Linked DNA regions of Homo sapiens: regions 2, 3 and 4 are each linked to region 1. Evidence: chromatin loops called from intact Hi-C (ENCODE). Cell type or tissue: thyroid gland. All regions are shown on one strand. Each heading gives the region's core, and the rest is flanking DNA. Links, peaks and the distances in the headings are about the cores only.

The links. Hi-C counts contacts between places; a loop is a spot of excess contacts. Peaks named below come from ENCODE experiments on the same cell type or tissue, not always from the same donor. Only the 100,000 strongest peaks of a DNase experiment are listed, where the experiment ranks them.
Region 2: a loop joins it to region 1, with 6 times the contacts of the local background. A loop is called at or near these places in 41 of 110 quality-filtered maps.
Region 3: a loop joins it to region 1, with 5 times the contacts of the local background. A loop is called at or near these places in 60 of 110 quality-filtered maps.
Region 4: a loop joins it to region 1, with 5 times the contacts of the local background. A loop is called at or near these places in 46 of 110 quality-filtered maps.

The regions. Positions count from the first base shown.
Region 1 is chr20:58,866,888-58,874,813 of GRCh38, forward strand. It overlaps LOC101927932 (a long non-coding RNA gene), which reads right to left. Exons shown (of 5, transcript NR_126334.1): 4 at 599-685. It also overlaps a transcript of GNAS not described here. Among named protein-coding and RNA genes, the nearest start is that of GNAS, 21 kb to the right of the region's middle. In thyroid gland, for the core only: CTCF peaks have their summits at 2,006 and 3,570 (motif pointing right); DNase peaks (open chromatin) are centred at 2,042, 3,554, 3,957 and 5,184; H3K27ac peaks cover 3,713 bases.
Region 2 is chr20:59,084,109-59,092,034 of GRCh38, forward strand. No RefSeq gene overlaps it. Among named protein-coding and RNA genes, the nearest start is that of SLMO2-ATP5E, 45 kb to the left of the region's middle. In thyroid gland, for the core only: a CTCF peak has its summit at 3,905 (motif pointing right); a DNase peak (open chromatin) is centred at 3,903.
Region 3 is chr20:59,412,920-59,420,845 of GRCh38, forward strand. No RefSeq gene overlaps it. Among named protein-coding and RNA genes, the nearest start is that of EDN3, 120 kb to the left of the region's middle. In thyroid gland, for the core only: no CTCF peak of the experiment used is centred there; no DNase peak of the experiment used is centred there.
Region 4 is chr20:59,493,165-59,501,090 of GRCh38, forward strand. No RefSeq gene overlaps it. Among named protein-coding and RNA genes, the nearest start is that of PHACTR3, 110 kb to the right of the region's middle. RefSeq lists enhancers at 2,744-3,244, 2,982-3,031. In thyroid gland, for the core only: a CTCF peak has its summit at 2,945 (motif pointing left); a DNase peak (open chromatin) is centred at 2,927.

The DNA.
Region 1 (7,926 bases), core at 1,227-6,226:
GCAGGTGTATTTCAACACTTTAGCTTTTACTATCAGGATTTCTTTAGGGGAAGGTGTAGAAATATATTGGTAGTTTGATAAATTATATATCAGACATGTAAAATTTAAAGTATCATTTGAAATCAAAACTTGTCTGAAGACTAGCTTTTTATGTCACAAGTTCAGCTAAGCAAAGTGTCCCCTAACTATAAAACCTCCTTACTGCAGAATCCTAGAAATTACCAAAGGCAAGCTTCTTGAATGTTGATTTTGAAATTTTGCCTGCGAAAGTGCAACATCTTTCCAAGCAAATGCTTAGAAGACTCAGGGCAGAACCCAAAAACAAATGCCAGACGTTAGGGGAAAATTTTTAAAAGTTGGATTGCCAGAAAACTTCTAGCTATTTATAATTAAGCATTTTTAGCTGCTAAAAGGAAGCACATTAGATCATTTTGTTTTGCAAAACAAATGGCCAGTGTGGGTTTTAGGATGGACACTCCCAGGAGGGCTCCCCTTTCTGAGTGGGAGTCTTTGGAAATGTTCCTGATGGGATCCAGTCATTCTGGAGCGCTCTTACGAAATCGTTCATCCTAGGGCAGTTTGGTGTTTGTGAGCTTACAGCGTTTACTCCTTGCTGTCTTCTACCATAGGTCTGATCTGATGGGGGAGGCAGTGGGCAGAGGAGCTCCAGCTCTTTGGGAGGGTCCTAGAATAGTACAAACAGCACTGGGTTAGAAGTTGGGGGTTCTCATTCCTGGGACCTTGGTTGATTATAGAACTTTATTCTAGGATTCCATGAATTTGCCAAGCTGACATCGGGAAAAGGCTAAAGTTTGATTCTTGAAAGTATTGACAAGGCCCCATTTAGGAATGATTCTGCCAAGTATTCCTGGGGTCCTGCCATGGTCAGGAGAGCACCTTAAATTTGATGAGTTGTCAGGGAAGAAGCAGAGGGTATCTCTGTGTTCAGCTTTATGTATGAGAAAGTCAAGACACAAGATGGGGGCAGGACAGGGACAGCTTGAGAAAGGAGGCTTGAGATTGAGACTTGGAACTCAGGTGCCAGGGATGAATCCAAAAGGCTTGCAGGCATCTCAGCCTCAGACTTAAGCTAACATATAGCAGATAGTGGACACCTCTCCTGTTTCTTTCTTTCTTTTTTTTTTTTTTTTGAGATGGAGTCTTGCTCTGTCACCCAGGCTGGAGTGAAGTGGCATGATCTTGGCTCACTGCAACCTCCACCTCCCAGGTTCAAGCAATTCTCCTGCCTCAGCTTCCTGAGTAGCTGGTACTACAGGCGCACGCCACCACACATAGCTAATTATGTATTTTTAGTAGTGATGGGGTTCTCCATGTTGGTCAGGCTGGTCTCAAACTCCCGATCTCAGGTGATCCCCCTGCCTCAGCCTCCCAAAGTGCTGGGATTACAGGCGTGAGCCACCGTGCCCTGCCAATATTTGTCTTTTTAGTAGAGATGGGGTTTCACCATGTTAGCCAGGCTGGTCTCCAACTCCTGACTTCAGATGATCCGCCCACCTTGGCCTCCCAAAGTGCTGGGATTACAGGCGTGAACCACCGCAGCCAGCTTTTTTTTTTTTTCTGGCCCTGCAATCTTGATTCCCCAGAGTTAGGGTCTGATTTCAGATGTTAAGGCAGGCTCAAAGTGGGGCATCTGCTCGCCACAAGAAGGTGAGAGGTCAGAAAGAAGAAGCAAGACCATTAGGGCTGCCTTAGTTGAAGAAAGGGGGCTCATCTCTCATTTTCTCAGAAGTTTCACAATCCAGAAAGGGGAGAACGGAAAGCAGCCTCCTAAGGAGTTCTCGAATTTCTTTCTCACTTTTCCTTTGTTTTCTCGCTCTCTCACTCTCTTCTAAGATTTATTTTTAAATGGGGTTCTTATTTTGGGGGGACTTTCTGAGCAGGAACTACCTTTTTTTTGGAGGGAAATAAATGAGAACACAAATTATTCAGGGCTGGGAAGTGGAAACAATGAAAGAAAGCAAGGCTACTCAGAACCGGCTGGCAGATGGCGCTCGGCTTTTACGATTGACAGCCTGGCTTTCAAAAATTCACCCTTGCGCCGGCGCCTAAGGCAGAACCCGCATCCCCCTCCCTAAATCCTCCTTCCCAAGGACACGGCCCCTGCCCCTAAGGCTGAGGAATGTTTTTAAAAGGTTTCAGTTGAGCAATTGACATCTAAGGACAAATCCCGGCAACTTTTAACGAGTGGATCTGAAGATCTTAGCCAAGGCAGGAAAGCACACGATCAGGTAACCTCCAGATTCACCGCCCTGGTGCCCCGGTTCTCCTGGGAACTGGTCCTGAGATCTTGGACAAATCCCTGGTTCTAGTTTTTCTCAATTGAAAAAACAGGAGGGATGTCTTTCTCACTTTAAAACTTATTTAATTATCTTATAAAGTTTCAATAGATGAGGTATGCCAACCCCCTATCCAACACAAATTTTTTTAAATGTCTGTTCCAAAATGGCAGATTGTATAGGAAATCAAATGGTAGGGCCCTCTGTTGTCCTTTGGTAAATAATTAATAGTTTCTGGGTCCCAATCACCGGGAGAATCTTTGTGGGAGCAGAGTTTGGTGGTAAACTCTTTCACACCTCAATCAAGGGCTAGAAAAGAGGTTCATAGGTGAGCAGAGCTCCAGTTTCCACCAGGGAAATCTAAGGGGCCTACCTGGAGAAGTTAGCATTTAAGACAATATGGAGAGATGAAGTAGAATTTGAGGTGCATGGTCAATGATTGTTTACAGAGAAGGGACTTGCTAGGGATACATCATTGCTTTTCCATTCATGCAAGTATCATTGTGTTTTTCAGGATCTCTGAGACCTCAGGGCTAGTTTTAAGTTCTTCCCCTCCTCAACCCCTCTCCACTTCTCAGTGCTTCACGGCACACTGGGGCATTCTCACTAGCGAAGGTGTCCTCTCTAAGGATGGGACCCCTACTGTCCATCTCAGGCTCAGCACTGCCTTGGGGCAGGCCACTTCTGGCTTCTTTAGGCCTCGTTTCCACGGGAGGGGAAGCTGGGTCCGATGGTGTCTGGGTCAAATTCCTTGGTTCCAAGAACAGGTACCGTTGCCATTCCCTTCCATTTCTGCCCCCTGCACCACCCCACCCAGCAGCTGGAAAATGATGAGGTCATCTATTTGAGAAGGGCCACACAGGCCTCCCACACAAGGACCTACAAAGTCCTCCAATGGGAATTTATTTCTTTCTGATCAAATTTACCCTCCATACCCCATTCATATACACATTCTTTCTCCCCTCTCTCTTAAGATTGTAAAGTTAAAGAAACTGAATACACAGGGTTGATTTAAGGTAAACGTCCCTCCCACCCATCTATTTAAAAAATTTTCTTTTACTTGATAACTTTCCTACAACATGATTCTCTTATGCCCATATTCCTCTGAGGATTCTTTAAAGCTTTTCTTGCACTTTCTCCTCCTCACAGTCCCTGACTTCTAGCCCTGAGTGGTGGCTGAGGGCAGGTGACCCTGTAGACCGTGGGGAACAGAGGAGGCCAGGGCAGGTGGCTGCCTCTTTCCAACCTTTCCTGGGCCATGGGAGCTCCTCCCCACCAGAGGTCAGCAGAGAGCTCAGAATGGCTGGGTCTGCTCTCAGAAATTGGGATCTTGGAATTCTCTAGATGAAATGTAGGATGCCCAAATGGAAAAAAAGCCCCATGTTTCCAGGGTGTTTTGGTTGGGGCTCTCATCCTGTCTTGGGTCCCGGGGACCTTACTTTTAACACCAATACAGCCATTCTGTGCTTTTCTCAGGGGAGGGGTGGTTGGGGGTTTGGTCTGTTTATTTGGTGGCTTTCTTGGTCAGTCTTCTCCCTGCGCCAGACGCACAAATCCCTCCCTTAGAGGGAACCACACCCTCTTAGAACTCTCCCTTCTGGGGCCCAACTGCCCACTTTCGCTTCCCACATGACATGGAACCCACATCCCACACTTGGCCGGGCGCCTTTTCTTCTAGTTGTATTTATTGTTAAAATGACATCATAATATTACAGGAAATCCCCCCAGCCTACCCTCACCCTGCTGTGATTTTACTGATCATTATCTCCCCCTGTTCTTTACTCAGGTGTATGCATAGTTTTGAGAGGGCATGAATCATGGTGTGCAGTTTCATATTAATCCCCCTGCTCCACAAACACACACTACAGGACAGTTTCCTTAGAGCTCTTCCATGTTCGCCATCGTCCTTCCACAGTTCTTTCACTTGTTCAGTCCTTTCGCTAGCGGGGAAGAGCAGGGAAAGAATTGAGGTTCCCTCCCTTTGTTTTTCCTTCTCTGATCTTTTGAAATCCCGGGGTCCTTGTGAACGACTCAGAAATTAAAACCAATTCCCTTTGGCCAGTTGTTTATTGTTGAAAGAGAGAGACAAAGAGAAATTAAGGTGCAAACGGAAGGAAAGAAGTAAATAGAGATTAAATTTAAAAATTTGAAAGGGAGCAGTGGTTCACGCCTGTAATCCCAGCACTTTGGGAGGCCGAGGTGGGCAGATCACCTGAGGTCAGGAGTTCAAGACCAGCCTGACTAACATGGAGAAACATCATCTCTACTAAAAATACAAAATTAGCTGGGCATGGTGGCGCATGCCTGTAATTCTAGCTACTCGGGAGGCTGAGACAGGAGAATCGCTTGAACCCGGGAGGCAGGGTTTGCAGTGAGCCGAGATTGTGCCATTGCACTCCATCCTGGGCAACAAGAATGATACTCCGTCGAAAAAAAAAAAAAAAACAAACAACAAAAAAAAAACCAAAAAAATTAAAAGGGAGAGAGAGGAGGAAAAAAGAGGGAAAGGAAAGAGAGAAGGAAGGAAGAAGGAAGGGAGGGAGGAGGGAGGGGGAGAAAAGAAAAGAAAGGAAAAGAAAAAAGAGAAGAAAAGAAAAAAGAAAAGAGTGCCTTTGCCAAGTTTAGCTCTAAGCACCAAATGGGGTCCTTGCCCTCTAGGAACTTCTAGTCCAGAACAGAGGAGAGGATCAGGTTGCAAGTGATTATCCTTCTACCAGGCAGGGGGTGGAGCGCTGCCAAGGAGGGTGTGGCTGGCACAGCTGAGGGGCCAGGCTGGCTAGACCGGACAGGAGTACGGGGAGGAGAGGCAGGTTCACAATCCAGGCTGGGGCATCCTCTCCTCCCCATCTCACTGCCCCATGAGGTCCCTTGTTCGTTCAAGTGCCAACCAGAAGAGCTGGGACAGAGGCCTCTCTTGTGTGCCAAGACGGGGGCCACCACCACCCTCTGAGCTCTGACCACTGCCCTCTCACCTCTTATTGCTTTCCCAAGTGTTTACCTCCTGATTCTAAAACGATGGTCCAATTTTTGTTTTATTTTAAAGTTAGGAACACACTGCATGTAGCACACTTCATGGAGCACAAGTGTTTTCACATGCCTTATCCCACTAAGTGGTTTTGTTTTGTTTTAGAAAGTCTGGCACACAGAGAACCTTCTAGTTCTTTAAAAAAAAAAATCATAAATTTTTAAATTTGATAATTATCCAGAACAAAACAAAGCAAACCCTAAGGTTAAAAGTGAGCATCCTATAAGTTAAGTATAGATCTTTGATGTTGGGGAAACCTTTGAATTTTACAAATCGATGTCCTTGAGAATTGGGTTCCAGCCAGACCCACTGTAGGCATTGTTTTCTTTTTTTCTTTTTCCTTCCTTCCTCCCTTCCTTCCTTTCTTCCTCCCATTCCCCCTCCCCACTTTGAAAAACAAGTTTTATTCTCTTGGGTTATGTTCATTAGAGAGGGAAGACAATTCTGTTCAGCAAGGAAAGGTGAGGGGAAGAGAAAAGGGGGGAATTCAGCCAGAGGAGAACAGGGACAAGGTTGATTGCTCTGTGCTGGGGTGAGGGTGGGGGGCAGAGAGAGAACATCACAGCCAGATGCAAATCACAAGAGCAGACCTTCAGCTTCCTGGCATTGGTGGGGAAAATATTCCGTCAGCTGCCTTTCTATGTCCTGGGCTTCATTCATCAGCTCAAGAGAAAAAAAATAAAATCAAAATTTCATCCTAATTTGTTGTGGTTGGACCCCATTCTCCCACATTTTGGCCTTCTTGTAAAGCACAACCACAAAGGCAGAAGTGGCTTCCTGGGCTGACCTGCCTCTCAGTTCATTCTCAAGGCGTTAGCCTCATCCCATCAGGAGGAGTTCAGACTCTCCCCAAGCACCAAGAGTTAGAAATGTGTTGCTAATTGATTTGAGCTAAATTTGTGTTGCTTTGAGACTTAGCAAAATGGCTGATTAGGGGCCAGTGTTGGGGAAAATAATTGCTGATCTAATAGCTATGAAAAGGAACTCATTCACAAATATGTTTATAAAATGGGCCTTCTGTGACATTTTGGAATTGTCAGGGAGTTAGGGGTCACGGTGGTTCTTCAGGAAGAAAGAAATGTTGTTGGGAAATGTTTAGTGGAAATTTAGCATAAAATGACATGCCTAATTTAAGAAAACAGTTAAATCCATCATGGTTCCAAGTGAAAACAGTTGTCACAAATTAATTTTTCAAATGTTTGACTATTGGCAGGTCTGAGGTTTACTCATCTGTAGGTTATGTCCAACTTGGCAAAAGCATGGAATCCTGCCCAGTCCTTGGTACACAGGGACTAGCACATGTACCCATTTTTTCTCACTGATAAGTTATTTCCTAATTTTTTGGTTAACTTGAAGGTCGAAATAGCCTTACTCCTTTTTGTCTGTCTAGTAGCATCTCTAAGCTTGCAGTAGCTGCTCACGTGTCTGCCACGCCCCTTAGAAGGACGAATCCTTGCCTGGTCGGTGAGTTTGCCTCAATTCGGGCATTTTCATTTGTTCATTCATTCGATATACATGTATTGAGTGCCAAATATGTGCCCTTCCCCGTGGGGAAGACAAAAGTATGAGACACTGCTACTCCCTTGATGGAATCAAAACAAACCCAGGAAGTTAACAAGAGTGGGCAGTCTCTGCTAAGCGATTACACAGGGAATAAATAAGGAAAGATGGAAAGATTGTCAACCAAAAGACTTCAACAACCTGCTAAGAGTCTTCCAGCCCAGTTGAGCACACCAAATCAGAGGTTACCTAAAAGTGTCATGAGTGCTGATAATTAAACTGCAGAAAACCTAGAAGGATCTGCTGGGGTCAAAACAAGCAACATTTGACAGGCACAGCCATTCAGATTTTCATGCCACTCTGAGGCTGAAAATTTCTGCACAAACAGCAGTGACTGAACCTTTGCTAGTCACAGGATAGACCTCCCTGTTGATAGGGTAGACCTCCCTGTTGATAACTTGTCAGTCATGGGACTGAATGAGGCCTTTCTCCAGGAGGCACAGCCCAGAGGGTTACTGGCCATGCTGAGGAGGCAGTCTTGCTTCCAGGAGGGGCTGCAGAGGCCTGGCCCAAGAGTGGTGCTGAGAACTGCCTTTTGCCAACTTCTTTCTTTCATTGTGCACTCTCTGGAGCCAAACTATGCCTTCCAGGATCTTTCAAGACTAAAATTCTCTTAGGAAGATGGGCCCAATATTTCCCACCTAACCTTAGAAATCTTCTATGTCTAGGATTAGTGTTTTGAGAGTTAGATGGGAAAGTGTAGTTTGCAGCCAGATCCTTATGTACTACAGAGTGCTTTCACCTTAGTGCTTTCATCCTCCATCTTAGCTCCAACCCTCCATCTTAGCTCTTGGGCTGGCCCCCGTCTTAGCTCTAGCCTTACATCTTAGCTCCTGGCCTGCCCTCCATCTTAGCTTCTGGCCTGCCTTCTATCTTAGCTCCTGGCCTGCCCTCCATCTTAGCTCCTGGCCTGCCTTCTATCTTTGCTCCTGGCCTGCCCTCTATCTTTGCTGCTGGCCTGCCTTCCATCTTAGTTCCTGGCCTGCCCTCTATCTTAGTTCCAGTCCTCCATCTTAGATCCTGAGCTTTGGGTCTCTTTTGTTT
Region 2 (7,926 bases), core at 1,408-6,407, 220 kb after region 1:
GAAGGAGACTTTTGGCTCCAATGGGGAACTGAAGAAGACATCTGAGTAAAATATTAGGCAGTGTGATCTGGCGTGAGGCGGGAGATGAGGTGGGCAGGCAAGACTCAGCATGGCTGAATGGGCAGCTTGATGGCCCAGGCACATGCTGGCTCCTTTGTCATTCCAGAGGGTGACTTTCTGTTCCAGGCTAGTGATGCCATTTTTTCCCCATTCACGGTAGTTTCATAAAGTTCTCTTTTAAAATAAACCTATTTAGATAAAATAAATAAATCCATTAAGGGAAGAGGAAAGCAAATAATGGTACAGATGGTGCAGGGATGTGGCAAAAATTGTGAAGGGGTGTGGGTGAGTGAAGATTGGACAACATTGCATACAGGAGCACATTTCCTAGTTAAAAATCATTTAAAATTTAATTAAAAAAAATTTACAGTTAATTGCTTCACCTGCAATGCTGGAAACTGTCTAGGTGGGACCGAATCTGAGCCAAAACCAACACCCGCCCAGGGAGAAGAGGGTTGAGTCCTTGGCAGGGGTTCCCGGCTGTTCTTGGCAGAGAATGTGGCCTGGAGAAGCTGTCCAGCTGGCTCGAACATGTGGATTTGCAGCTGTACACTCAAACCGGGTTCCATACTATTTTTTTTTAATGAACTAGTTACCCTTGTTTCAGTGCCCCATTAAAATGTTTTTGGGCTGGGTATGGTGGCTCATGCTTTTAATCCCAGCATTTGGGAAGGGTGAGACAGGAGAATCGCTTGAGCCCAGGAGGTCGAGGCTGCAGTGACCCTTGGTCACATTGCTGCACTCCAGCCTGGGCAACAGAGTGAGACCCTGTCTCAAAAAAACAACAAAAAAAATGAGGTTTATGAAATGCTTTTCATTATGAGGATTAGAAATACTTGGATTTTCTCTGTAATGAGAATTATGAAACCAGTTGGGCCACTCAGCCTCTCTAGCCTGGGCAACAGAGTGAGACCCTGTCTCAAAAAAATATATTTTTTTGCCTCACGCCTGTAATCCCAGCACTTTGGGAGGCCAAGGTGGGTGGATCATGAGGTCAAGAGATCAAGACCATCCTGGTCAATATGGTGAAACCCCGTCTCTACTAAAAATACAAAAATTAGCTGGGTATGGTGCCACGTGCCTGTAGTCCCAAGCTACTCAGGAGGCTGAGGCAGGAGAATCATTTGAACCCAGGAGGTGGAGGTTGCAGTGAGCCGAGATCGTGCTATTGCGATCCAGCCTGGTGACAGAGTGAGACTCTGTCTCAAAAAAAGAAAAAAAAAATTTAATGCTCCTGTTCAGGCAATATTTTGTTTTGTCTTACTCTATAACTTCAAGGCATTTCAAAAGAAAATTAAAAATCTTTGCTCTAATGGGCTAAGAAGCAAAGGAAATGGACTGATAGGGTTTGATCTGACGGTGTCCTCTATGGCCAACATCATTGCGTCTCTGCTGAGAACCCATAGCCTTTTTTGATTCTGGGCACTGAGACATAAACAAGACCTAAAGACAAATGCCAGCTTCTTATTAGATTTTAACCTTTCTTTCAGATTTTCTTTGGAATACTGAATGGACTAATCAATTTTCCTATTTTCATTCTAGAAACTCAAATAGTACTTGCCAGGTAGAGATGAAAAGACAGTAGGTTCCAGAACCCTTTCTTTCTTCTAGGACATACACGGGGCACACAAGCAGTTTTATAAGTTACAAACATATGCAGAGAATAAAATTTTAACATAAAAGAAAAGTGTGAAATGCCTCATAACATTAACTTTTATTCATGTATGGAGAAAAATCACTATTTCCCCCTATTTGCTTCATTTAAAAATTTCCTCCAGTGAAATACAATTAGTTGCTGAAAAAAGGTAACCCTAGGAACAAAATGCTGTGCACCTGTGTCTTCTAGACTTTCAGTGGTGTTGCTGTGCCACCCTCAGCTGTCAGGTCAAAGATTAGTTAGGATGAAACTTTTCTGGGGCAGAATGAATGCATAATTGCATTTAAAAATGAATCTGCTTGATACTCAAGATTACTTGCCTGCTCCATCCGTGAGATTCATAAAGAAATTAGGTCACTCAGTAGGACATAAGTTCAAAATTAAGACATTCCAATTTATCATGAGGACAAAGTACAGTTTCAAACAAAATCTTCTACATAAAGAAAGATTCAGCTAAATATCCATTAACCTAAAAATTAACAAAGGAAAACTTTGAAGACACAAATCGTGATTTTAGGGGGTCTTATTTTCTAGACAAGTTTTGAAAACATCAAAACATGGTTATGTAAACTGCTTTCAAAGATAAGACCCTTGATTACTGGTGCTGCAAAAATAGGAAACAAATATCAAATGATATAAAAACACTGAATTTGATTTTACAGCACTTCCTTCAAAACTCCAATTAAATTAAATGCAAATAATGTAAGCATATATCAGCCAGAAAGGTTATAATCCTTCTAATAAAATCCATATGGTTTTAAAGGAGGTTTTACATAGAAAAAGAGACTTTAGAAAGAAAAAACAAAAAATATGTACTGGTCTAAAACTTTGAAATAACAACCAGACTGTATGCCTGGGACAGCGTGAATTACTGTGAGTAGAGAATGCTGTTTGTATTCATTTTAGTGTCTGTTAGGAAGTTAGGCAGATAGTAATTTTAAAAAATGGGCTGGTAGAGTTTTGCTATTGATTTGTAAAGGTGACTTGTGTACCATGTGACAAGGTATGTAACTGATATGACTTATTCAGATGCAATCACAATTTAAAGATTTCATACATTTCTTTATAAATATTCCTTAATAATCCAGAAAATATCACATAAATACTCGTATAGTAAGAACGGAATTGTGAACTCCGTATTACTACTAGCCATTCTTAGCATGTGAATTCCAGAAGTGTTTTCCAAAATGGAAGGCACTGATGGAGATTTACTGTTCAGTATTGTAGGGGTTACCAAACTATGGCCCACAAGCCAAATCTGGCACGCTGGTTTGTTTTGTAAATAAAGTTTTATTGAAACACAGCCATGCCCACTTATTTACATATTGGCTCTGGCTGCTTTTGTGTTGTACCAGCAGAGTCTAGTCACTGCGGCAGGATCTTCTGGCCCCAGAATCTCAAATATTTTCTCTCTGGCCCTTTACAGAAAAGCTTGCCAACCTCTGGCTTGTAGAATCATTCAGAATTGTGATGATTTATATGTACTTTAATATCCACCGTGATAGCGAATTGGCAGATTAATTAATTTTGTTTCTCTTTGCTTTGTTACAGTCAAAATAAATTAGGTGTTTATTTTAGAACTTGTGGCTGATTAATGCTCAAAAACAAATAAGCAAAATCACTCATCAGAACTAAATACTCTGCAAGTTATTTTCACAAAAATAAACGAGGCGGAGAATAAACAGGACAAAAAATGGGTAATATAAATAATGAGACACTTATTCAAAGCTGAAGACTACCCTCAGGCTGCTAGGACAACTTAGGCTCTCACAAAAAACGATTAACCTTGCTCGGAATGCATTCGCCCTCTTTTCTGTGAAGTAAACATTTCTTGTCAAAGGCATCCTGACAGTGGTAATTAAGTTCAGAAAGTTCTATACTGAGTGGGAGATGTGCCTGTATTGCTTGACTTTTTTTTTTTTTTTTTAATGAGAAGACAACATCTCATGGTAGAGAGCTGAACTTTCAATTTTACAGGCGAATTCTACCAGTTTATAAATTTGGGATGCAACTGTAAATAAATACATAATAAATGTTCTCTAAAATACAAGATATAGGTAATAAGAGTTAAGAGGAAAATAATTGCAGTGATCAAAACAAAATTTAAAAATAGAGGTAAAATGAATGGCTTGGAGCATCTCATAGGCTGGGAGAATGCTCTGAACCCATGCATCGCCCCGGTCAGAAGGACCACCAGGGGGCGCCTTGTTTCTAAGCTTTCCCTAGGGGTTGTTCTTGGTTAAGATTCCTGGATTGGTAAAGATTCTTTGCCGTGTTTGGAGAGATCCTGAAACTGATTAATCAACTCTGAGGCTTTCAGTTCCTTGCCAATGATCCAACAGATCCATCCCAGTGGGATGGTTATGTCCCTTAGATTTAGGAACCTGTATTTTAATTAATATAGCTTTCAAGCTACAAAGTTTTGTAAAACCTATAGTCAAGTGCAGCCCTGGATCTTTTTCATATGAATTTGTGCTTAGGTTAAGATTTATTCCCCGAAGAACTGTTTATGGAAAACCAGAGGATGTATATTAGAGTTCTGGGAATCTAGTGTCTCTTTTCTTCATCCTCAGAGTATGTGACCTTGAGCCAATGGCTTGACCTCCTCAGGCTCCAACTTCCCTAACTGCCACTTTTGCAAGCTGAGTTTATAAACATGAGTTGAGATAATGCCTGTGGAATGTCTGGCACATAGTGGGTGCTTCATACCCTTTATCAAGTTTCTGTTATCCTTTATTGTATTAAAACAAATAACAGAGATCCAGGGTTTTATGTTCATGCCTGTTAAATTTCTTCCTAATTTCAGTTCATCTTTCATTTTCTTTTTCTTTTTTTCTTTTTTTTTGAGACGGGGTCTCGCTCTGTCACCCAGGCTGGAGTGCAGTGGCACGATCTTGGTTCACTGCAGCCTCTGCCTCCCAGGTTCAAGCAATTCTCCCACCTCAGCCTCTCGAGTAGTTGGGATTACAGGGGTGCACCACCACACTTGCCTGATTTTTGCATTTTTAGTAGAGACGGGGTTTCACCATGTTGGCCAGGCTGGCCTCAAACTCCTGACCTCAGGAGATCCACCCACCTCAGCCTCCCAAAGTGCTGGGATTACAGGTATGAACCACTGTGCCCGGCCTCAGTTCATCTTTCAATGGTAAAAATCCTTCTGAATCTTCATTTATTCTGACAAAGGACGAGTGTTCCCTTCCAGTCCTGGGATACCTCTAACTTGGATTTTCATTTTTCCAAGCCTTCATCCTAGTTCAACATTCACAGTCAAGTGGAGCTCCAAGGTGCAAAACCAGGCATTCTCCTTCCAGGTTGATAGCAACTGACACTTTTTGGGGAAAGCCTGTCATGAGTGATACATTGGGGAAGCCAAGGTCAAGGGCAAAGAGGGCAATGACCATCACTGGGGATGCTCACCGGGTCCTGGGCCTAAAGTCCACTCTCCCAGGTCCTCCTGCTTTCCTGTTGGATGCCAGTCACACACCCTGATCTTTTGGTGGCCCCTGGTGTCTTCCCACTTTGCTAAGCCTTTGATGGCTTGGTTCTGAGATGCATGTGTCCTCACTGCCTCAAATAGCGAAGAGGGACCCGTGTTGTCCATCTTTCGTCTGTGTCTGTTCTCCTCATTTCTCTGGGTGTACCATGTCCAGCGCTGAGGATTGGTTTTCTTCCTAACAGTCAAAACATTTGTCTCAGTCTGCCTTGGACAATCTGACTTTGTAGTGCTCACAGAGCTTTATCATTTGCCTCACAGTAGATGGAGTTTTTAAAGTCTTTTTTTTTTTTTTTACTTCTTTTTATCAAGTTACTGGCAACAAATTCCCAGGGCCTGGCTCAGAGGGCATTTAAAGGGTGCCACCTAGGACCACAACAGTTGCAATTTAAATCACAACCTAGAGGCATGGTCAGTGCAGAGGAACATACAGCCTTCCAAGCTCCGGGGAAGTGGCTTGTCTTATGAGTTTCACAGACAGGGTAAGGAGTTGGGGAATCTGGTCCCAAAGGTCTGTGAGTCTTCAAAGTTCCTCTTACTGTTTCTCCCAAGAGGCCTTATGAGTCCTCAGGCAAACATAGCTATTGATGACCTGATCTGGCAGCTCATACCCTTCTGGAGCTGGGCTCCAAAAGAGATTCCCAATGCGTCAATGCATGGTCTTTAATGTATCACTGACCTTACACTACAAGAAAGAATGCTGGGGGCAGTACAATACATTTTAGAAATACCTCTATCAGTGAATTAACTTTTCCCTTAAACAGTTATTATTAAAGTGAAATTCACACAACATAAAATAACCATTTTAAAGTGAACAATTCAGTGACATTTAGTGCATGCTCAATGTCATACAAACACCGCTCTTTCTGCTTTCACATATTCATCAACCCCAAAAGAAACCCTGTACCAATAAACAATTACCCCTCATTCCTCCTCCTTCCAGGCTGGAAACTACCAATCTGCATCCTGTCTCTATGGATTTATGTATTCCAAATATTTCATATAAATAAAATTGTACAACACGTGACATTTTGTGTCTGGCTTGTTCCACTTAGTTATAGCCTGTGTCAGTGGTTCATTCCTTTTCACGGCTGATTACTATTCCATTGTATGCACATATCACAATTTGTTTATGATCATCAGTTGATGGACATTTGGGCTGTTTGCACCTTTTGCCTATTGTGAATAGTGTTGATATGAACATTCACGCACAAGTTTTTGTTTGAATACCTGTTTTCAACCATTTTGGCTATGTATCTAAGAGTGTAATGGCTGGGTCATATGATAATTCTGTGTTTAACTTATTGAAGAAGGATTAATTTTTGTGCATTTTAAAATTGTTTGTATTTTTGTTGTTGAGTTGTAAGAGTACTTTATATATTCTGGATACTAGATCCTTATCAAATATATGACTTGCAAATATTTTTTTTTCGTGGATTGTCTTTTCACTTTTTTGATAATGTCATAATTACTTTTTGCCTTTTGTAAAAGTCAGGTTTATTAAGGTTTATTTACATATAATAACATTTACCCTTTCAAAGGATTCAGCAGCATGACTTTTGGCAAATATATATAGATATGCAGCCGCCAGAGTCAAGATGTAATATTTGCACCACCACAAAAAGGTTCTCTTGGGCCCTTTTGAAGTTAATTCCCTCCCAGTGCTAATTACTTGTTAAGTTTTGTTATTAAACTAATTTTTAATTTTCTAAAATAATTAACTACTGTGGAAAACCTAACTAACAAATACTAGATCAATGATGCACCATTGTAGTATTTGTATTGACCCTGTGCAGCTTGAAGAGTATTGACATTTTATAGTTTGAATTTACTCTTTCCTGGGACCCAGCTGCAAGGGTAACACTTGTTTCAGCTGTACAGACTTGGAGTGCCAGCAGGAAGCACTGAAGCCGGCTCTTCTCTCCTGATGATTCTCCAAGAAGATTCACTCTGGTACGAATGCAGAGGCAGATTCCACTGTAAAATACATTCCATCAAATTGTTCCACATGCATTCTTCATACATCTAGGGCATAGGCAGAACTATTTCTTTCACAGTGTTTTTTTCTAAAGACAAAACAGGACTAATGATTTTTCTGGTGTTTCAACAGACAAAGGAGGCTGGGCGTGTTGGCTCACACCTGTAATTCCAGCTCTTTGGGAGGCTGAGGCTAGAGGATCACTTGAGCTCAGGAGTTCAAGACCAGCCTGGGCAACATAGAGAGACCCCATCTCTACAAAAAATAAAAAAATTAGCTGGATGTGGTGGCGTGTGCCTATCGTCCCAGATACTCGGGAGGCTGAGGTGGGAGGATGGCTTGAACTCGGGAGGCAGATGCTGCAGTGAGCCCCAATAGTGCCACTGCACTCCAGCCTGGGTGACAGAGTCAGACTCTGTCTAAGAAAAAAAGACAAAGGAAACTGAAATTTGACTTCGCTCTGACCACCTGCCCCTGCTTATGAACATCTACCCTCCACCCCAAAGTTCCATGTTCTGCCATGGAGTTGCTCAGTTTCTTGTCAAAACCAGATGTTCTTGTGCTGCCTCCATCCTGCAGAGGGGGTTCAGGCATTATTTGAACCCTTTATTTGAGCTAGGTTGAATTGGTCTAGATTTCTAAAACTTAGAAGAGCCTGATCCATAGAACTGATACATGGAGGGAGGTTTCACAGAATAGGCCTCAAGAAGAAATGTGGGATTCTTATAAGATCATCAG
Region 3 (7,926 bases), core at 2,017-7,016, 550 kb after region 1:
ATCTCTTCCTGCAACGCAGTTCACCTGCAGCCTGGGAAAGTGTTCTAGTGCCATCTTGAGCTGCTTTGTGGAAGGGACCCGAATGATCCAGAAACTGCTGGACCTTGTTTGCAAGGCTGTCACCCAAGGCATCAAGCTGCTGTCTGTCTCCAGGTTTCCAGACCCTTGGCATCTACTCCCCTTTGAATTCTCAGGTGACCTTATTGACCCCACATCAAGTGGGAATGCGCTGAGACCTTTGGAGGTGGCCGTTTGAGAGAAGCCAGCCACGCTCACCTCCCTCCTCCCACCCTCCCTGAGGCCCTGGAGGCACGACTCACTCTAGCAAAGGAGGTAGCCCCTGATGGGAGCAGGCAGAATTAACTCAGGGGTCAGCCCTGGCCCTGCCCTCTTTGAGCTCTTCAAACATCATTTAACAGCAATTAGGTAATTGGGGAAGGTAGATTTCCTGAGAATTAGTCCAGGATTGGGGTTAAGAGGCCTTGTATGTGGAATAGAAGGGAAATGGCCAGGCAGAGACTTCTTGTGAACAAAAGCTGTCCCTTCTACTCTGTTTTCCTTCCAGCTAATCAGCCACCCACACTCCATCTCCAAGTCACTGCCTGGGAGCTTTCAGCATCTTGTATGGGCCTCACATTGTCCAGGCCCAGGTGCCCCACTCAGCAGGGCTCCAGTTTCAGCAGCCCCAGGCAGAGTTCTGTCTAATTTATGCAATTCCGTTTAACACGGCAGAACCCAGGGCGAGTGGGGCCTCTGCAGCCTGTCCTTGGCCAGCTCCCACACCTGCAGTGCCTCAGTGCGCCCAGGGTACCCCGAGTCCCTTATAGAGGCTGGCACATCCTCATTGCATGCCACTCTCTGCCCTTGCCCCACACATGGGAAACCAGGGTGTTTTCCGGATGCTGCTGTAAGATAATGCCAAGAGACTCCTCTCAAAGCTTTCCTCGAAGGAGCAGGGTGATCTGTGTCTTGGGTAAAAGTAAGCATATTCTGTGGTGCTCTGATTAGGGTAGGATTAAAGTTTTTATTTTGTTTATTTTACATGGCATTTATTAAACATTGCTTTATAATGAAGAATAATACTCATATGGCACTGGTTCACAACCAAGGGAGGTGGTTTGCCCTCCAGAAAACACGTGGCAACATCGGGAGACATTTTTGGTTGTCACAATTGGGTGGGAAGTTGGGTGCTCCTGGCATCTAGTGGATATAGGCCCAGGACGCTGCTAAACACCGTCCAATGCATGGGACAGCCCCCTACAACAGAGTCACCTGGCCTGTAGGGCCAGTAGCGCTGAAGTCAAGATCTGACCTGACATGCAGCAAATTGTGAGAATCTTAAGTGTGTATGTCAGTGTGTTTTTACATATAGATACTCTGGGTTAGTTTCCTAATGCTGCTGTTAAAAATTACAAACTTAGTGGCTTGAAGCAACACAAATGTATTTGTTGTTAGTTCTGGCGTCAGAAGTCTTAAAATCAAGGTGTCAGCAGGAGTGCATGCCTGCAGAGGCTTTAGGGATGAATCTGTTTCCCTGCCTTTTCCAGGATCCAGGGGCCACCTGCATTCCTTGGCTCATGGTCCCATCCTCCATCTTCCAAGCCAGCAGTGTAGCATCCTTAAATGCTCCTCTCTCTCTGATCCTCCTGTGTCCATCTTATAAGGCTCCTTGTGATGACATTGGGCCCACCCGGATAATCCAGGAGGATCTCCCCATATCAAGATCCTTAACCTAATCACATCTGAAAAGTCCCTGTTGTCATGTAAGGTGACATGCCTACAGGTTCAGGGTTTAGATTTAAGACATGGACATCTTTGGGGCTGTTATTCAGCCCTCCACATAGACTCCAATCAAAGTGAACAGTACGTCTGTGATCCAGAGGCTCCTGTGTGCCTCCTTTCCACCAGAACCTCCCCAGCACCATTCTGACCTGTATCACCATAGAACACTTTGCCTGTTCTTAGGGTGAATGATTTTTAAAAACAAATCTCTCTTTATTAAAGCCTACATTTGAAACATTAATACAATTATGAAGAGATCCCACCATTGGATCGCTAGAAAGCTACAGAGAAATTCTTAAGCTGAACATTCAAACCCAGGTTAGAAACAACCAGAACTTAATTAGAGTGAGACGTGGTTATTTTACAGCGAGACAGATTCACATTAATCATGGGATGGGAGGGCCGGGGAAGGAGGAATGAGAGATGAGATGTACATTCCAGTAATTAAATATGTTCTCAGAGGAGCAAACCGTGGCGGAATTGCAAAGATGCTTAACGTAGCTTTCTAAGCCACTGGCGCCAGTGTACAAATTGTCCTCTGGGTGAGGAGCACGGAGATTCGGCTACTCCATGGGTCTAGAATGTTAGGTTTGATGATGGCCAATTGCACTTCATCCAACAAATACTGCAGTGGGACTTATTGCCAATCCCCAAGGTTCAGGGAGTAGGGGGTCAGGGCCGGAATGTGAAAGTGACCAGACCTAGGCATTATCGGAGCTCACTATCTGTGGAGAGAGGTGGTCACCTAAATGGTGTGTGATACGTCATGCTTGGTGCCAGAGCTTCGGGCTGGGAGGGCAGGGGCATCTGTGAGGGCCATAGGAGAGAAGCAGAGCTGGGCACCCCAGGGAGAGGCGCGGGTGGGCACATGCGGCCCCACCATGAAGAGCCCCGTGTGCCTGGCAAGTAGTTGGCAAGGCCTGTGCTTGGTGGGTTCTGAGCAGGCTCCTACTGTTCTAGACCAAAGCAGGAAAGTTGAAGGCCCACTAGGAGGTAAAATACAATGCCTGATAGGAGAGGGTGGTGCCTGAACTGGAGAAGTCACAGGATGGAGAGAGCAGGTGGAGATGGATTCAGAGGGTTGGGGAATGATTGCATTCTGCAGAGCCAGTGAGGCCCATGGCTGGGATGTTGGGGTGATGGTGATCCAGACAAGAGCTACTCACAGGGAAGTGGAAGGGACAGCGATGAATCTTGCTTCAAAGCACATTCCCTAGGATTGGGTTTTTTAGAGCAGTTTTACATTTAGGGAAAAATTGAACAGAAAGCACAGAGAGTTCCCACACATGCCCCATACCCCTCCCCCAATAATCCTATTTTCATTAACATCTTGCCTTAGCATGCTACACTTGTTACAGTTGATGAACCAATATTGATGCATTATTATCAGTTAAAGTTCATAAGAGGGTTGACTCTTGGTGGTGTACATTCTATGGGTTTTGACAAATGTATAATGTCACGTGCCCTCAATTACAGGATCATACAGAGTCATTTCACTGCCCTAAACATCTCCTGAGCTCCACCTGTTCGTCCCTCCCTCCCCCTTGAACTCCTAACAACCACCGATCTTTTGACGTCTCTATAGTTTTGAATTTTCCAGAATGTCATCTAGTTGGACTCACACAGCATGTGGACTTTTCAAACTGGCTTCTTTTACTTAGCAAGAGGTGTTTTTTTTTTGTTTTTTTTTTTTTATGGAGTCTCACTCTGTCACCCAGGCTGGAGTGCAGTGGCACGATCTTGGCTCACTGCAACCTCCACCTCCCAGCTTCAAACAATTTCCCTGCCTCAGCTTCCTGAGTAGCTGGGATTACAGATGCATGCCACCATGCCCTGCTAATTTTTGTATTTTTAGTAGAGACGGGGTTTCACCCTGTTGGCCAGGTTGGTCTCAAGCTCCCAACCTCAGATGATCCACCTGTCTCAGCCTCCCAAAGTGCTGGGATTACAGGTGTGAGTCACTGCGCCAGGCCAGCAAGATGCTTTTACGGTTCCGTGTATGTCTTTCTGTGGATTGCTGTGTCTTTGAATTTTCAAGGTGCTGTGTTAGTATGATGGTTGTGAAGCCTGAGATGAGAAGAAGCCATGAGACACCAGATAAAGCCATCAGAGGAGCAATGTTTTGCCAACCAATGGCTCAGAGCCCACCCTGTCCCCACCCTGCCACTAGGAACCCTTGCCCAGTTCTAGAGGAGGCAAAATCATGGATGTGTCACTGGCTAATGTCCTTGTCCAAGAGTGACACAAAGGCAGGTAGAGTTTCCCGGAAGACCATGTTACCTGCCTTCATGGGCAGAATAAATTTCTCCTTTACCTATCTAGAGAGTCTTACCCAGGCAGCTCAGAGACCCCTGTGCTCAGGCTGCTCCTGGTGGGGTGAGGGGTAGATGGCAAACACCCAGCCGAGGGTCCTGTCTCCCCTCCCCGTGAGACCCCAGGGCCCCACCATCTGGGGCACGCTGGCTGCTTTCCCTGCCCAGCATGTCCAGCGGGCTGCCTTGATGAGCTCACCCTGGAACATACAGAGCCTCTTCACATGTTTTTCTTTTTCTCTTCTTATTAAAACAATAATAGCTTGACTACAAAACTATTAATCTGGCAGTAAATTATGGGAAATTTATTGCTATGGTTGTTTTTCAAAAATTGGCCATATTATCCCAGAGGAGGTACAATTAAACATTGAAGAATAAAAGTCACAAATGATTTGGACGGCGCCTCTTGTCTGAAGGTTTCAGAGACCGCCTATCCTTTTTCCATCAAATGCTCTGCAGATGGCCTCAGATGCTGAGACGTGGCAGAACTCAGTCCAAGGATAACCATGAAGTTGTCCATGGAATGATTGCGCCTCATTCCTTGCTGTTCCCTGTTGCTCTTGCAGCCTCCTGTTTGTGTTTCAGAGCATGCTTATTGTGTGGTAGGAACTAGGAGCCAACAGGGTTCCTAAAGGTAGCTTGATCTTGACCAGCGGGCTTCCAGTACAGTCAAGATATTGCCAGAACCGCCAGGAATTGGGTAACTGATGAGAGAAGAGAAGAAAATCTTGTAAATAGAAATGCCGAAGATGGTGAGAAAATGAGAGAAAGAATGACAGTGTAGGTTAAAGAGGGTCCCAATGACAGAATCCTCCCAAAATATGTTCAAAGAGGGAAAAGTACACTTGGATTCTGGAGAAGAGGGTTCTTTACTGTGCCTGGGGTCGTGGTAGTCATAGCAATCTGGGACAGGGTGTCTACATATTTGGGGCCCTGGGATCGTGCAGAATCATGGAGAGTATAATCCCAAATAAAGGCGCTGGACAACACCACTTGTAGATTTCAGGGAAGGAGAGAGATGGCAGCCACTGGTGTGGTCCAGTGCAAAGAGTGGCTGAAGGTCTTAGGTAGGGGAGATGCTCCCCAAAAGAGCAGGCACTGGGGAGGAGTGTCCTGTGGTTGTAGCCAAGGTGAAGTGGAGACAAGTTTGAGTAGATGCTGGGGGTCTTGAAAGCCACCCAGAGAATGTCATTTGTTCATTCCTTCCACCCACATCCACTGGGCACCCACTATATGCCAAGCACTGTGCAGGGCAGAGAGCAAACCCTGCCTTGGGCCATTCAGGCTTTGTTCTGTAGGCAGAGCCATGGAGAGCTGATGAGTGACGGAGGGCCAAGGTGACTCTGGGTTCTAGAGAGACGCTCCAGGCACACTTCTTCCCTTCACCCGGTCATGTTTCCTGACCTCACATCTGGTGTTATCTTTGTGGGGAAGAATTCTTCGTCTCCCTGTCTCATCCCAACTCAGGATGGGTTCCTTGGAGTAGGCGTGGAGACCGTCTATCCAGACCATCCCCTGGATGGACCTTGATTTGTGCAGGAGGGGCTCCATGAACATCCTAGCCCCATGAGCCTGCTTTGGACGTCTGCAGATCCAGGTTAGAGTCCAGGCTTTGCCTCCAGCTCCCCCCATGACAGAGCAAGTCATTTAGTGCCCTGGATTCTAACAGTAGCAGCAGCAGCAGCAGCAGCTCTCACCAGGGCAGTGTTCAGACTCATTCATTCCTTTCTCTTTCATCGCTGGGTCAGCCCCCTGCTCACGATCACCTTTGAAGTGGACACTATTAATATTCTTGTTTTACAGAGGAGGAAACTGAAGACTCAAGAGGTGAAAGAAGTCACTTGCCCCATGGCCACCCAGCCGATGTCACAGATGGGGCTTAGATCTGGGGTTGTCAAGTCCTGCAGCCTTGCACCACCTCAACTAAAGGGTTGGCATGTGCTGGGTGAAATGCCAGTTCGGAGTCTGTGACCGTCCTCTCCCGTTTGACATGACTCGGGATGACACTGCAGACGGAATGAAAAGCCCCACCTGGCTGGCTTTCACATCATGCTCTTCCCTGGTAGCTTCCCAGCCCTGGAGAGCCACAAACAGCGAAACTGTGAGAGAAAGAGGTTGGCATGGCTATTCCACCACTCTTTCTGTCCTACGTGATTCACTTCTCTCTTGCCCTTCCTAAGCCAGAGCCAGGCCTGTAACTGGAAAGTGGCATCTCCTTAGTTTTTGACACTGGGATAACTATTCTGGCAAGTTTATTTCTCTGTGAGTTTACTTTTCATCCTGATCTATCCAGTTGGTCTATAAGGACTCTGAGAGGAGCAGCTGACAGAGAAACAAGAGGAGGGAGGCAGGGCCTGGGGTTCTGGAAGGAGATGGTCGCAGTGGTGGGACAGGAAGATTTTAGTCTGCCCATCGAGGCTGTGACATGTTCCAGCTCTCTGCTTTTCTAGCATTAGGTTGTGATTAGCCTTGTGGTGAGTCCACCTGGGTCTTTCTGGAAGGTTGCTGTCCTTCCTGCTTGGGCTATGTATCCAGGATCCTTGGAAGAAACTGTTCTGGTCAGCTGTGAGGAAAGGGACATATCCTAGGCTTTTTCTGCTCGTGGTCACCCCCAGACAGCCCCAGCTTCTTCAAGAAGCCTTCAGAGCAGCGAGAAATCATGCAGGAAAACACCTCCTCCCAGCTGTTGGGAAGCCCGGCATTCTATACGAGGATTTGTTTCATTTTTTGGATGTTGGTAGAAATACGTAAAACGATGCTCGTAAAAGGCTGGGAAGACGGCTGGACTGCACAGCCGGCCGGGACCGCAATGAAATTAAAAATAAACAAGGACAAATGGTGGGAAATTATTGCAAAAATATTTTCTCCGAATTGAGGAGGGCAGTAGGGAGATGAGAAGAAGTAACTTATTGGAGGTTGGGGAAAGGGCAGGACTTGCTTTAATAAACATCTTACAAGAAAGCCAAGGAGCGTCTTTCTTGGATCCATAACAAGTCGTGCACTCAACATGCTCCAGGAATACGGCCTAGTGGAATTAACGAAGGAATCTGCGTCCTGTCAACATGTGGTAGCAGGCACTAACGAGCTCACACCCTAAAACGAAGCAGATGGGGCTTTGTTGGAAGAAAAAGCCTTACATTAGGTTTCAGAGGTATTATAGGATAATGATAATAACACCTATTTTCTGCTTTGTCCAAAGCTTCCCCATCTTTGTCAATCGGACAGCATCATGAGGATCCTCAGCCACGCTTGATGGACAGGAAGCTGGTGGCTCAGCTGTGAGGCTTATAGGCCTGCCCAGGTAGACGGGGTGGGAACAGGTGCCGAACCAAGGCTTCCTTCCCTGAGATCCCTTCCAGAAGAAGTAGCTTTTCTGTGACTTCTACATGACAATTCCTTGTTCCTATTCTCCTCTGGAGTTTGAAAACCAGGGCCAGATATGTTCCATAGGATGCCAAAGTGATCCCTCCCTCCCTACCTCCCTACCTCCAGCTCCTTCCTTCCTTCTTCTCTTCCTTCCTTCCTTCCCCCCTTCCTTCCTTGCACTGAATTAGTTGCATTTGAAAATGGAGAGAATTCATGTTACAATCCAGATACACAGCTTCTCTGGAAAAGTTAAATCTGTCAACAATGGCTGTGGTGCTCATAGTAAGACATGGCTGGATAGAGCAGGTGCTTTTCCATTGACAGTCAACCCCAGCCCACATCCATCCTCATTTCCTCCTGCCTGCCGCTCTAAGGTGTTGGAGTCTGTAACCTCAGATTCTTGGCCAGAACCCACCTATAACCCACCTATCTGGGGCAAGCACTCTGCCAAATCTTCAAGGCAAAT
Region 4 (7,926 bases), core at 922-5,921, 630 kb after region 1:
CGACTATTCTGGACATTTCTGGATGTTAGTATCTTTGCTGTTGATATTCTCCTTCTTCTTGTTCTCAAACCAGCTCCATGCTGCTCCATGCCAGCGCCTTGCCCGCCTTCTTCCCTCGCTCCCTCCCACATTCTATCCTCTGAAATTCCATGATTCTGCCGTTCCCTATGCCAGAGGAGGCTGTCTCATTAGACCAGTGGTTCTCCAATCTGGCCACTCAGGAACCTCATGTGGGGTGTGTTTGAGAATATACTCATGTTGCCAGAGATCCTGACCTAAGTGAATGGAATGGGGCTGAGCATCAGATTATTTAAAGGTCTGCAGGTGGTTCTGAGGTACAGCCTGTTAAAAAGCTGCTGTCCAAGACCCATGTGTGTGGAAGGAATGGCTGGTGGACCCGCCACCCCTCCAGGAGGTCTCTGTACCAGAAGGAAGCGTCTTAGGGTGAATGCTGTACTGCGGCAGCTGGTACCACCGGGGTCCCGCGCACTGTGGGCTGACTCACCATGCCCCACCCTTGATGAATTATTTGCCAGTTCAGATATGGTCATCCATGAACCAAAATCTGGACTAGGCAAAGTCTAATACAAGGCTACTGTCTCCTACACTCAAATATCCAGAGAGTGGTGTCTTAAGCTCTCATATGTTAAGTTTGGGGAATTGGTCTTCTTCCCTCTGGAAATCTAGATAAGACACAAAGTGAGCATTACTCTGAGGATACCTTGCCCTGGGAAGTTTGGAGATTGATGATGTTTCTAATGGCTGAGAAAAGGGCTTGGAGATTGGGGACCACGGGGACAGACAGGTCTCATCCAGGCAGCTCCTGGGGCATCACTCCAACCAGGCTCTGGCTTTCAGGGTCCGAGAAACCCAGCCCAGGGCAAGCCCTCTCCCTGGGGGAAACAGCTCAGAGCCCTCAGCACCACCATGCAGAAGCAGTTTTTCTTGCTCCTGGGGAAGAGGCCTGGGGGCTTTCCTCTCAAGTGCTTACCCTCCACCTGGCTACCTCCAACCAAACAGCAATTCCCTCCTCATTCAGAAAGTTTAGAACTTTCTCCCAGCTTCTTTGAATGGCGCTTTCTTTGCATCCATCCTCTTCAGGCCCTCCGCTTTCACATATGGGCTCCCCCTTTGTCCGAGTCCTGTGTTGGGGTACAGATATACCCACAGATGGCATGAGCCACTGTTCAAATAATGGACCATCCAATCTGTCGTGACACTACTGTGTGACAGCCCTCAGACACCGCTGTGTGTACATGTCTCTAGAAGCACAGGGGTGAGGCCGCTTCTCACATTTTATAGGACAAGGCACGGAGATAGGAAGGCATAAAAGGAGAATTTTAAAAAATTACCTGCACTGAGATCTTGAACCCCCAAGAACCCAGTGCTCCCCAATTGCTGTGTCCCTCGACACAGAGAGGGTGAGGGATCATGACCTGGGAGGTGCTTGTGGTATGGGGGGATCGTTGTGCACCCCTGCTCACCCACCAGCCTGGGCAGCTGCAGGGACACCAGGCCTTTGGAGGGGACTGCCGTCTCCGAATTCAGCACGCGGGTCGTGGAGGCCTGCGTGTCCTCTGTGTACACGAATGCTCTTCTCCCGCAATCATTTCCTGACCTCATTTAGACGGGCGTGACTCACTCTCCTCAAAACACGCAATCCCCTTCCTCCTCTGGGAACTCTGGATCTGCCGGGAAGCGCTGCCAACTGGACTCTAAAGAAGAGGAGTGGCCAGGTGCAGTGGCTCACGCCTGTAATCCCAGCACTTTAGGAGGCCGAGGCAGATGGATCACTTGAGGTCAGGAGTTCGAGACCAGCCTGGCCAACATGGTGAAACCCCCGTCTCTACTAAAAATACAAAAATCAGCTGGGCGTGGTGGTGCATGCCTGTAATCCCAGCTGCTCGGGAGGCTGAGGCAGGAGAATCTCTTGAACCTGGGAGGTGGAGATTGCAGTGAGCTGAGATTGCGCCACTGCACTCCAGCCTGGGCAACACAGTGAGACTCCCTCTCCAAAAAAAAAAAAAAAAAAGAAGTGACCACTTCCCGACATCACATGGGCCTGTGGTTTAGTCTTTGGGTTGAAATAGTGCATCTTCCTCAGTGTGGATGATGATGGCTGCCTCTGGCGTTGGAGGCCTGCTGAGTTCCTGCACTGATCCTGACCTCCTGCTCCACCCACACAGCAGCCCTGTGTCCCGTGGTGCCCAAGAGGGGACCGAGCTCCCACACCAAGGCGCTGCGCTGGGTGGCAGTGTCACGGAGTGGACATGATCCAAGGACTTAAAGGAATACTTTGTATCCACGTGCAAATACAGCTGTAATATTTTTGTAGAATACCAAATTCAAATTTATTTTTCTTAGGGAAAAGAGTATTCCAGAGGAACTGGGGTTTACATTCAGGCCACCTCAGTCTCTCTCCTTTTCCCTGCCCATGATGTCCTCACAGGTGGGGTCCCCTCAGTCCCCTCTGACCCAGGAGGTCTTTGGGGGCGATGTGCGAAGGAACAGTGTTCAGCTTTGTCTCAGCACTAAGAGAAAGGGAGATGATGAAAACTAGCCCCTGGTTACACTGCGTGCTCGCCAAGCCCCAGGGCTGTCCTCACACTCGCTTCTCAACTTGGGGTGATTCTGCCCCCCTAGGGGACAACTGGCAGCGTCTGGAGACATTTTTGGTTATCACACAAGGTGGGCGCGCCCCTGGCATCTATCGAGTGGAGATGGGGTGCTGTGAGACACCCTGCAGTGCACGAGGTGACCCCCACCACAGAGGGTCACCAGCCCACCCTGGCAATATTGTCGAGGCTGAGGAGCTCTTCCTGTGGCTGCTGAAACGACCACACATTGGGTGCTTGAAAGCAGCAGAGAAGTACTCTCCCTTCTAGAAATCTGAAATCAAGGTCTGAAATCAAGGTCCGTGCGCCCTCTGGTGGCGCCAGGGGAGAAGCTGTCCCTGGCTGCTCCAGCTTCTGCCAGCTGCCGGTTCCTCAGGGGTGCCGTCCTCACTCCAGTCTCCAGGACCCACATCTTCAGGTCTGTCTCTGCTTCAGCTTCACCCTCTCCTCTGTATGTGCCAAGTCTCCCTCTGCCTCCTTCGGATAAGGATACCCATGGCCGCATCCCGGCCCAGGGATAATCTTTCCTCTTTCAGATCTTAACTTCATCCCATCTGCAAAGTTGCTTTTTACCTGTAAGTTCACATTTACAGTTTCCAGAGATTAGGGCATGAATATCTTTTGGTGGGGGGTATTGTTATTCAGCCAACCACACATATATTGACAAAATCCCCACAGCACTCTATAAGGTAAGCGCCTAATAATGGCCCCACATTACAGATGGGATAACTGAGGCACACACAGGTTAAGTCACCCACTCCGTGCTGGGGCTGGGATGGAACCTGGGCTACGGGATCTGGAATTCACCCTGAGTTTCTGCTCAGCTCTGACTGCCTTGGTGGACACAGAGTGGCAATGCAGCTCCTCAAACTCAAGCAACTTCACTTTCTCATGGAGACAGCACTCAAACCCTCAGGACAGATGTGAAGATCCCAGTGTGAAAGACTCGGATTTAAGAATCGCGATCATTAAATCAGGAAGATGTCTTTCCATTCGGATTTTGCAGGATGACTGTGCTTTTATATTTGTTAAGATAATGTAAAACTTCTCATTGATATGAATTTTTAAAAATATGTGACTTGTTGGGAATTTTCCTCCGGAGTGCTGTGCACACTGTCTTGGATCTGAAGGTGGGTTAGTTTGCCGGAGCTGCTGTAACAAAGCACCATGAATGAGGTGGCATAGAACAGTGGAAATCCATGGTCCCACAGTGCCAGAAGCTGGCAGTGTAGAATCAAGGTGTCGGCATAGTTGGCACCTTCCGAAGCCTCGAGGAAGGATCCGTTCCAGCTTCTCCAGCATCTGGTGTCCCCAGGTGTCCCCTGGCTTGTGGCAGCCATCCCCATGTTCCCATGGCATTCTCTCTGGATCGGCACAATATCTTCTCTCCATGCATCTAAGTCCAAGTTTCCCCCTTTTATAAGGACCCCAGTCATATGGATTAGGGGCCTTATCTCAGGTATGACCTTATCTTGCCTAATTGCAACTGCAAAGGTTCTATTTCCAAATAAGGTCACTTTCTAAGGTACTCGGGGTTTCAGAACTTCAATGTAGAAATTTGGGGGGACCACAATTCAACTCATTGCAACAGAATTCTATATTAAACATTCTTCAGACAAGTTTTACTATGTCTATATAATAAAAGAAAGTGTTTTAAGAGAGGTGCAACTTCTCTATGCTTACTACTTTTGTTTTTATTAATATTATCATTACTTGTTGTTTCATGTCTGAACCCCTTTGGTCCTGCAACAGACCCGGCTGCCCTGGTGCCTGTGGCCTCAGCCACTGTCATCCTCAAGTCCTGGCTGTGGGTGACCATTTAGTACAGGCCATTGAAGCCTGTGTCCACATCCTCCAGCCACAGATCCTCAGGAACACACTCATTGTTGAATGAATTGGGTTTATTACTCATTGCGGTGAGGGAAATGCTTGCTATAGAGAACCACAGGGCTTCTCGGTAAAAGGGTGCTATTAAAACCTACTACATCAGTTATTTGCCTGGGGATGGGGAAGTAGGGGCTTTCAGGGTTGGCATGTGAGATGGGAGAAAGTGTCCTTCAGATCTCTGCTCCAGATATAATCTGACCTGGGGTCAGACCATGCTGGATCAATGACGTGGGACAGCTGCATGACCACTCATCAATTAATTAAACTTTCTGACCACAATGTGCTCAATCAAGTAAGAATAGGCCGGGCCCGGTGGCTCTTGCCCGTAATCCCAGCACTTTTGGAGGCCAAGGTGGGCAGATCACCTGAGGTCAGGAGTTCGAGACCAGCCTGGCTAAAATGGTGAAACCCCAGCTCTACTAAAAATACAAAAATTAGCTGGGCATGGTGGCAGGTGCCTGTAATCCCAGCTACTTGGGAGGCTGAGGCAGGAGGATCACTTGAACCTGGGAGGCAGAGGTTGCAGTGAGCTGACTGTGCCATTGCACTCCAGCGTGGGCAACAAGAGTGAAACTCTGTCTCAAAAAAAAAATGAGAATTTTAGCATGTACCTTGCAGGACTGAGTGGGAGAGAGCATGTGAAGTGCCCACAATGGCCCCCCAATTAATGGGAGCTCCTATTTAATCAGATCACCACTGTTGAGTATGTATTCATACACCTTCTAGTCTCCATGAGACTTTCATGGGTCGCAGTGACACACAGAACAGAGCAGAGCAACAGAAAAGTGCATGTGTTGGGACGTGAAATGGGCAGGGGTGAAGCTGGAGCATGGACCGCCTGCCCTCTGACCTGGGCACATGCAGAAGGGCTGCCTCTTGGGTTCAAGCCCTGGATGAAGGTTGCTCACCCTCAGGGGTCCTTGTCCATGTGCTGGAACTATGTGAAGTTTAAGGGCAGAACTGGTGTTTCCTATATCTTACAATTAGACCATTAAACATGTCATCATTTTACTCATCACAAATATGTCTAACTTAGGGAAACTAAAATATAAGGATTTTGAAAGATAAAGCAATATAATTCAAAGGCATTTAGGCAATGGACCAAATCCCTTAATCTTAAGAGCCTGACTTCTGCAGGGACCCGGAGCATCTCTTCCAATAAAGGTGATAGACAAAGAACTGGAAAAGTTGGGCTGTCATCTTTGTAGCATCTACCAGAGAGAAATACAGTTGCTTCCCATGACTGACAATTGTCTCTGAGTTAAAAACAAAGTGATTGTCCAGCAGCAAAACCATCCCTGTTTATATTTTTATTGGTAATGTTGCTACTATTTTGATTTCCTCTTCAGTTCAACTGAATTGGGCACCATTCCCTGCTTGTCCACACTTTACAATTAGCCAGGCAGTCTTTAAAAATATCCAATACCAAGAAGCTCTCTTCCTGCTTAGGCTGTAGAAAGTCACAAGAGATTGTTGCTCCCACCTTAACCTGAATAATCTATGAAATTATAAGTGTTTTGAGCCCATCTGAAAGCGGAGGCTACAAGGCAACCTAGGGAAGTAGATTCCAGGAAGTGACAAGCCCCTCTGAAGACAGAGTACATACACACTGTCTTACCTTGGGCACAGATGGAAGGAATAGGTGATCACCCTAAAAGTGCTAGGGGAAAACAGGTGAAATTGTAGCAACTCTTAAAGGCTGCTGACACAGGCTAGCATGACAGTTTGGAACACCCGGGAAGCCTAGACTCAAGGGGTTCCACACCCTCTTGTTAGCTCTTTTCCCTGGATCTCTGCTAGATGCTGCTGAGAAAGATCAAGAGCAGGGCAGGAAACAGAGCCTTATGAGGGGCTGCAAGAACAAAGCCCAACTGTTTCTCCAACTCTCCTCTCTCATGACACTATAGCCTCAAGATGCAGAAGAGCTGGAAAGCTCCCTACTCACTCTTCTAAAGCAAAGATCTATTGCCTTGAGGGGAGAGGGGAGTGTGGAAAATAGATCAATGGAACATTTCCAACTGAAACACAAAGAAGAAATTAAAAAAAAAACAAAAAACATAAAAGAGCATTCAAGAACTCCAAGACAATAACCAATGATCTAAAATATCTGTAACTGGAGTCCAGGAAAGGGAAGACAGAGAGAACAAGGAAGAAGATATATTTAGAAACTTCTCAGCAATGACCTCTTCAGCATTAATAAAATACAACAAACTGCAAATCCCAAAAAGCCAGAGAACACAAAGCAGGATATATGCAAAAGAAAATACACCTTGATGTATCACAGTCAAGCTTATAAGAAGTGAAGATAAAGAGATCTTAAAGACATCCAGAGAATGAAGAACATTACATACAGAAGGACAAAGATATCAATTACAACAGACTTCTCATCAGAAGCTATGTGAGCCCAAGACAATGGAACAATATTTTTAATACTGAAAGAAAGAAAAACCCCTATCAGTGTAGAATTCTACATTCAGTGAAAATATCTTTCAATAATGAAAATGAAATAGACTTTTTCAGAGAAATGAAAGCTTAGGAAAAATGTGACCTGTGTACTGCACTGAAGAAATATTCATGTTCTATGTTCTTCAAGAAGAAGGAAAATGATATGAGTTGGAAATTTGTATCTACACAAACAAAATAAATGATACAGTAAACATATAAGATACCTCCAAAAGGTATGGAAAAGTAGAAAATATTTGACTGTCTAAAGCAAAAATAGTAAAAATATTGTGTGGCCTATAACATACATACAAATAAAGTTTAGAACAAAGGAAAGGCAGCACAAAAAATGGGAGGGAATGTACATACAATGTGGTAAGGCTCTTACCCTATCTGGGAAGTGGTATAACATTATTTGAAGGTAGGCAATGGTAAGTTAAAAATGTATATTATAAACCCTAGGGTAACCACTACAAATTGAAACAGTGAGGTGTAATTGATTACTTCAAATAGGACATTTTTTAAAAGATAAGAGACATAAATCTAACCACATTGATAATACATTAAGTGACAATAACCTAAATACTCCAATTAAAAGGCAAAAAGCAAGACTCAACTATTTTCTCTCTACAAGAAATTTACTTTAGCTATAGAACTGTTAAAAGTAAAAGGATGAAAAAAGACCTACCGTGAGAACATTACTCAAAAGAAAGCAGGACTGACTATATTAACATCAAGCAGTGTAGATTTCAGAACAAAGAACATCAGGAACAAAAAGGGACATGGCAAATGTTAAAGGAGGCAATTCATTGAGAAGATGTAACAATCCTAAATCTGTATACACCAAATAAAAGAGCTTCCAATTACATAAGGCAAACATTGAAAGAACTGAAAGGAGAAATGGACAAAACCAAAATGTTTTGAGTCGAGTAAAGGCAAATCCAACCACGTGGCTGATGCACGCTGTCCCTGCCACCCGTTT